Linked DNA regions of Homo sapiens: region 1 is linked to region 2. A link is a contact called in ENCODE Hi-C data. All regions are on one chromosome and are shown on one strand. Each heading gives the region's core, a stretch centred on a gene start or an enhancer-like site at or near the end of the contact. The rest is flanking DNA. Distances are from core to core; before and after follow the strand shown. Region 1 has its middle 3.4 kb from the start of KCNN4. Region 2 holds the start of ZNF45-AS1 (ZNF45 antisense RNA 1).

The links. Hi-C counts contacts between places; a loop is a spot of excess contacts on that map. Pooled maps may share reads with other maps.
Region 1: a pooled map shows a loop between it and region 2 (2.2-fold over the local background). The contact joins the enhancer-like site here to the promoter of ZNF45-AS1 in region 2. A Hi-C loop is called at or near these places in 1 of 50 pooled maps.

The regions. Positions count from the first base shown.
Region 1 is chr19:43,782,837-43,785,842 of GRCh38, forward strand. No RefSeq gene overlaps it. Among named protein-coding and RNA genes, the nearest start is that of KCNN4, 3.4 kb to the left of the region's middle. RefSeq lists cis regulatory regions at 1-369, 2,370-2,817, enhancers at 66-235, 1,581-1,875, 1,863-2,364, 2,365-2,864 and a silencer at 1,581-1,875. Within about 2 kb of position 1,480, at least 18 of the 41 ENCODE cell types and tissues checked have a DNase peak (open chromatin) inside an H3K27ac peak, as active enhancers do.
Region 2 is chr19:43,900,505-43,903,650 of GRCh38, forward strand. ZNF45-AS1 (ZNF45 antisense RNA 1) reads left to right here and starts at 1,362. Exons shown (of 3, transcript NR_184050.1): 1 at 1,362-1,640. LOC100505715 (a long non-coding RNA gene) reads right to left here and starts at 1,299. Exons shown (of 3, transcript NR_038334.1): 1 at 533-1,299; 2 at 364-450. RefSeq lists an enhancer at 1,233-1,302.

The sequences.
Region 1 (3,006 bases), core at 230-2,729, 120 kb before region 2:
TGCCCTTGGCCTCATGCACACCCCTCTGCAAGGAACCTGCGGACACAACCCTCCCCCTCCTTGTGTCCTAGGTCGTGTGGGACCCTGGACCCACCAGCCCCAGGGAAGCGAGACACGCACAGACATGTCTGACTGCACACCAAGGCAGCCCACACAAACACACCCAGAGACACCAAACCATACACATGGACACGCCCAGTGGCAAAAACACAACCCTTGCGGGGGCTCCGCCCCTCGGCACACACAATTACCCACTCGGCGAGACTTGGCGGGAGAGGGCTGGAGACACACCCGGGCGCGCCCAGACACCACACATGCGTCCACTTGGGGAAAGTGCAGCCGCCGGGCACTCCTGAGCCTGCAGCCTGGGCACCCCTGCCCACTGGCCGCCCGGCTCGCTGCGTCTCTCTCCTCCCTCTCCGGCTCTTTCTCTGGTTCTTTGGGACTTGCTTCCTGTCTCAGTCTCTCCTGATCTGGAAACCTCCGCGTTTGTCTTTTTTTTTTTTTTTTTTTTTTTTGAGATAGAGTCTTGCTCTGTCTCCCATGGCTGGAGTGCAGTGGCACGATCTCGGCTCACTGCAACCTCCACCTCCCAGGTTCAAGCAATTCTCCTACCTCAACCTCCCGAGTAGCTGATATTACAGGTGTGCACCACCACACCCAGCTAATTTTCGTATTTTTAGTAGAGACGAGGTTTCACCATGTTGGCCAGGCTGGTCGTGAACTTCTGACCTCAGGTGATCCACCCGCCTCGGCCTCCCAAAGTTCTGGGATTACAGGCGTAAGCCACCGTGCCTGGCCAGGTTTGTCTTTATCTCTGTCTCTGTTCTTCTCTCCTGGTACCTTTGTCTCTCTCTGTCTCTCTTCACTCTGTCTCTCTGTCTCTGCCTCTCTTAGCCTCTCTGTGTCTCTCTCATCGCTCTGTCCCTTTCTCCATCTTCGTGTCCCTCTCTGCTCCTCTGTTTCCTTCTTTCCCCGTCACTGTCTCTCTGTCATGTCTCTCTCTGTGTTCATCATTGCCTGTGTCTCTGTCATCGTGTCTCACTCTGTCTCCATCTCTCCGTCTCTAGGGCCCTCTGTTTTTGTCTGTCTCTTGCTGAATCGGTGTTTCTCTCCGTCTCTGTTTCACTCTCTCCCTGCCTCCTGGTCTCCTCTTGGGTCTCTCTCTCTCTCTCCGGGCCTCTCTATGCTTGTCTCTGCCTCAGTTTCTCTCTGCTGTTCACTGGCACATCTACGGACAGCCTGGTTCCTTCCGGTTCTACCCCAGTCCCACTCAGGGGTTGAGGGCCAGTGATCCAGAGACTGTGGCCACCCAAGGGTCAGAAGCCACTAAATAGCGCTCCAGCTGCGGCCATGCCATGGCATCTGTGCCCCAGTTCAGGCACTTGTGAAAAACGGAGACAGAGACTGACACAGAGGGAGAGAGAGATAATCAGAGAGACCTCGAGGCATTCAGCCAGGGATGGTGGGGGCATGTATTAAAAAAAATCAAAGAGACCCACAGGTGCAGAGAAACCGGAAAACACAATCAAGACACGGAAGTTAGAGCACAGAGAAATTTTGTCTCCAAATAGGCCATGACTGAAAGAGAAAAACAGCAAAGGATGGGCATGGACATGCCTGGGTGGCAGTGATGGGGTTACAGTGGGAAGGGCACCTGCCTTCAAACTGCAGTCCTGGGATGCAGGGGTCAGTCCTAGGAAACTGCTTCACTCCTCAGCCAGCTGCCTCCAGCCCAGGGAGGGGCCAAGGGGGGAGGGCGAGGTGACTCAGGGCCTCAGGGCTTCTTGTGACTCACCCTTGGTCTCAATCCTAGAATGGGGAGTGGAGGGAGAGAGGGGTTTGTGTAAAAGAGAGGGAGAGGGAATAGTAGAGGACCTCAAAATGCCTAAGAGGAAGGGTCCAGGAGGAAGAAGCTGGGGGTCTGGACTCCTGGTTCTGAGGGAGGAGGGGGTCTGAGGGAGGAGGGGCTGGGGTCTGGACTCCTGGGTCTGAGGAAGGAGGGGATGGGGTCTGGACTGCTGGTCTGAGAGAGGAGGGGCAGGGGGTCTGGACTCCTGGTTCTGAGGGAGGAGGGGGGCTGGGGTCTAGACTGCTGGTCTGAGAGAGGAGGGGCTGGATCTGGACTCCTAGGTCTGAGGGAGGAGGGGCTGAGGCCTGGACTCCTGGGTCTGAAGGAGGAGGATCTGGGGTCTGGACTCCTGAGTCTGAGGGAGGAGGGCTGGGGCCTGGACTGCTGGTCTGAGGGAGGAGGTGCTGGGGTCTGGACCCCTGGGTCTGAGGGAGGAGGGGCTGGGTCTCATACACTGGAAGAACTGATTCCAGAGTCTCCAGGATTTTTCCTTGGCCTTGTCCCAGCTGCACCACCTCTGTCGCAGCCCCATCTCCGGGCCTGGAAAGAACCCAGGTGCCTCGGGGCCCAGCAGGAAGGGGCCAGGGACAAAGAGTTGTTTAACTGGGCAGGCTGGTGAAGGAGAGTGAAGAGGGTGTCTCAGGCGGAAAGGTCATTCATCGCCCAAGGCTTGTGCAGGGAAAGGCAGGGCTGAGCCCCGAGGAAGAGATCCTGAAAGTCAGAGGTCAGTGGCGGCAAATCCTCCACCGCCATCTCTGGGACCTTGGAGCCTGGAAGCTCCAGGGCTTATAAATACTGTCACCTAGTGTTCACTTAGGCAACTGCAGACACTCTCCCTGTCCAGCCTGGTTTCTTGCCAACATAGAGCAAAACACCTACTGAGTGCCAGGCACTGCTCAAGGAGTTGGCGATATGTAATGAACAAAAATGGACAAAATTCTTGCTCTTGTGGAGTTTCCAGGCTAAAGGAGGGAGACCTCGTGATTCCATCAATCTCAGTCTCTTCTTTGCTCTCAGTCTTCATTTTTCTCTCTGTATATCATTGTCCTTGTTTTTTCTTTCTTTCTCTTTTTCTTTCTTTCTTCTTTCTCTCTCTCTTTCTTTTTTCTTTTCTTTCTTTCTTTCTTCTCTCTCTCTCTTTTTAATTAAAAAAC
Region 2 (3,146 bases), core at 112-2,611:
ACTATATCTTTTTGTCATTGTATCCTAACAAGTACAAGCACATGGTAAATATCTGATATTTGACTCAAATTTTGAAACTAGGGTTTATCCTCAGGGAATGGCTATAAAAGGAAGCAAAGATCTCTGCAAAATGGTGTTCATTATAGACTAGTTTTTAGTCAACAATTAGAAACATAATAGCTCGCAGTAGGCAAAAGGTTAAATAAATTATGAAGAGAAGGGCTTAAGGGCCTTGAAAGGAGGCTGTAATGGCATATTCACAGATACGTCACTGTTAGGCAGGACATTTCCAAAGAGAAGAAAGGGTCTCATGTCTTTAAAATTAAAGAGCATCTTACAAGTAATGAGGAAATATAAACTCACCTGGACTTTAGCTTTCAGATGTGTAGCAAAAATTCTTTCCTCTTTCAGGATCTTTTTTTTTTTTTTTTTTTTAACAGAAGGGTAGCACTGGAAAAGAGAAGGCAATCATGAGACAGCTGGGGTTTCTTGGATAGCACAGTAACTTAGAAAATACCCTCAATGATCATACCTGCTCACCTACTTCACCGAGCACAACCAGATGGGAGTAGGAGAGAAACTGGAACAGTGTTGACCTTCCCAATACAAGAGAGGCCAAGATCAGTGATGCCTAGGGTGGAATCTGTCTCTAATTCACAGCAGGTTCCTGGGGCTGGAGCTTTAGAAATGCTATGGTTACAAACATAGAGCTGGCTCCTCGGCGCTTCCAAGGGGGAAATATCCAGGAGGGATGCCTATTCCTGAGAACTCTTTATCGAGTCTTCTCAGAGCCTGCCTTGAGGCCGCAACCAATTTCAAAAATCTCGTCTCAAGATCAAGTCTGTGTTTTCTTGCTGGGATCCTTCACGCCTCCATGAATCTGGCTTCTCTCTTTTACCTGCTGCACATCCCAAGTGTCTGTGAGGCGATAGGGCTGAGGAATCTGCAGAGCCTAGAGCCTGGAGTCACAGTGACAATTCACACAGGTACACAACACTGTTCATTTGTCTAACGCACACACACGTACACAACCCTGTTCATTCATCTCACACACACACACACACACACACACACACACAGTCTCTCACAGGCACACAGAAACTCCTCCTCTGCTGCTCAAGCAGACAGGCCTGAAATTCTACTGAAACTCCAGGGATGACACGCCCCGTTCACGCCCTGGGTCTTCTGGTCTTCAGCGCCTCTCATCCTCACCGCCGGTTCCATTCCAACCAGGGACTGTGGAAGCCTCCGCTGATTTCTGTGGAGACGATCTACTCACCACGTAGGGGCTACAGCAGCTCGGACACCGGAAAAAGATCTAGAGCTCGAGGGTGACCCTAGCGCGGTGACTTCTGGGAAATGTAGTCCACCCGGAATAACCATGTCCACGGCGCCCGCCATTCTGTAGCCTATGCTCGGAGGGCACATGAGCAAGAGCTTGACCATCTGTACCGTTGGTTGACTTGCTCTATTAAGGGCTATGATTTCAGGTCGTCCTGCGTGTTTAGAGGAGGCGAGTGGAATCTTGAGTCTCGGCTGGAGAAGGCAGAGCACGGGCATGCAGACCTCAAAGCCTCAAACCTGCGTGTGAGAGGAGAAGTTGGCGAGCTCCAGCGTATGGTCCACGGTTGGTATTCTAGGTGCGAGCTGAGGACAGGGGCTTTTGTTTTTCGCGCTCCCAGGTAGCGCCAGCACCTATAGTAGCTCCAGGAGCACAGAAGGCGTTAAGTGTGCATTGGTTTTAGAGAAAGAATGCCTGTGCGTTTTGTGTTTTCACTCTGTGACATTGTGAAATTCATTGTGTGAGAACATGGATGGGGTTGTATTCCGGATTATGGTTTGTTTCTAAGTGTGTTACTTTGGACATGAAATGGTTTGTTTCAGATTTTGAGATTATGTAAATTTTTTAAGCCCTCTCCCTTCACTCCTACTCCCACTCTGAAATTTCTCATGCCCAATTGCCATTCTCTCACTTAAAATACGAGTCTGGCTGATTTGTCCAAGGTAAATACTACTATGGCCTACTTATCCATTAGGCTGAATGGGCAAAGTACCGAGAGCCCACAGAAATGTTTTCTTTCAAAATAAGAAAATGAATTTTAAGGTCAAAGAAACTTAATATCGTAGTCTACTGGCGAGTGTATAAATTGATATAATCACTTGGGAAAACTATTTGGCAAGATCTATTGAATTTGAATATATGCATTTGCTATAACCTAGCAGTTCCATTCTTACCTTTAACCCAAATGTAAGTGTATACATATTCACCAAAATACATGAATGGGGATGTTTGTGGCATTGCCATTTTTATTGGAATTGCACTCAATATATGGGTACTTTTCAGGAAAATTGGTATTTTAAACATTGTGAAAAGGCTGGGCGTGGTGGCTCATGCCTGTAATCCCAGCACTTTGGGGGGCTGAGGTGGGTGGATCACTTGAGGTCAGGAGGTCGAGACCAGCCTGGCCAACATGGCAAAACCCCGTCTCTAGTAAAAATACAAAAATTAGCCAGGTGTGGGGGCCCGTGCCTGTAGTCCCAGCTACTTGGGAGGCCGAGGCAGGAGAATCGCTTGAATCCAGGAGGTGGAGGTTGCAGTGAGCCGAGATCGTGCCACTGCACTCCAGCCTGGGAGAAAGTGTGAGATTCTGTCTCCCCCTACAAAAAAAGAAAAAGAAAATTGAGAAGGGACCTCCAGGAAGATGGAATAGATGTACTTTTTTCTATTTGTCCAGCTAAGTACAATAAAAACCCTGGGCATTAGTTATAAAAAAAGAGAAAAAGAACACTGAGTGGTAGAGAAAAGGTAGACTGGTGCTGAGTTCCCTTGATTTTCTTTGTGCCTCCTTTGTGCCAGACTTAAAGCCAAAGAAGCTAGCAGTCCCAATACACCAATGGGCACAGACAAAAAAGTCCCAGCAAAAGCCTGCTGTCTTTAGCCAAAAGACAAGGAAGAGGGCAGCCTAGCAAGAAGGAAAACTTTTAGACAATTACTGCCATGCTCTAGTCAAAACACCACAGGAAAAACCTTCAGCACTATCCCCAGCATGCCAGCAAAGACCCATGCTTCCACTCTTGCCTGGAGAGTTAGGACTTTCCTCCCCACCCCTCAACCCAGTGCTAACAGTAGAAGCCACATGGAGTGC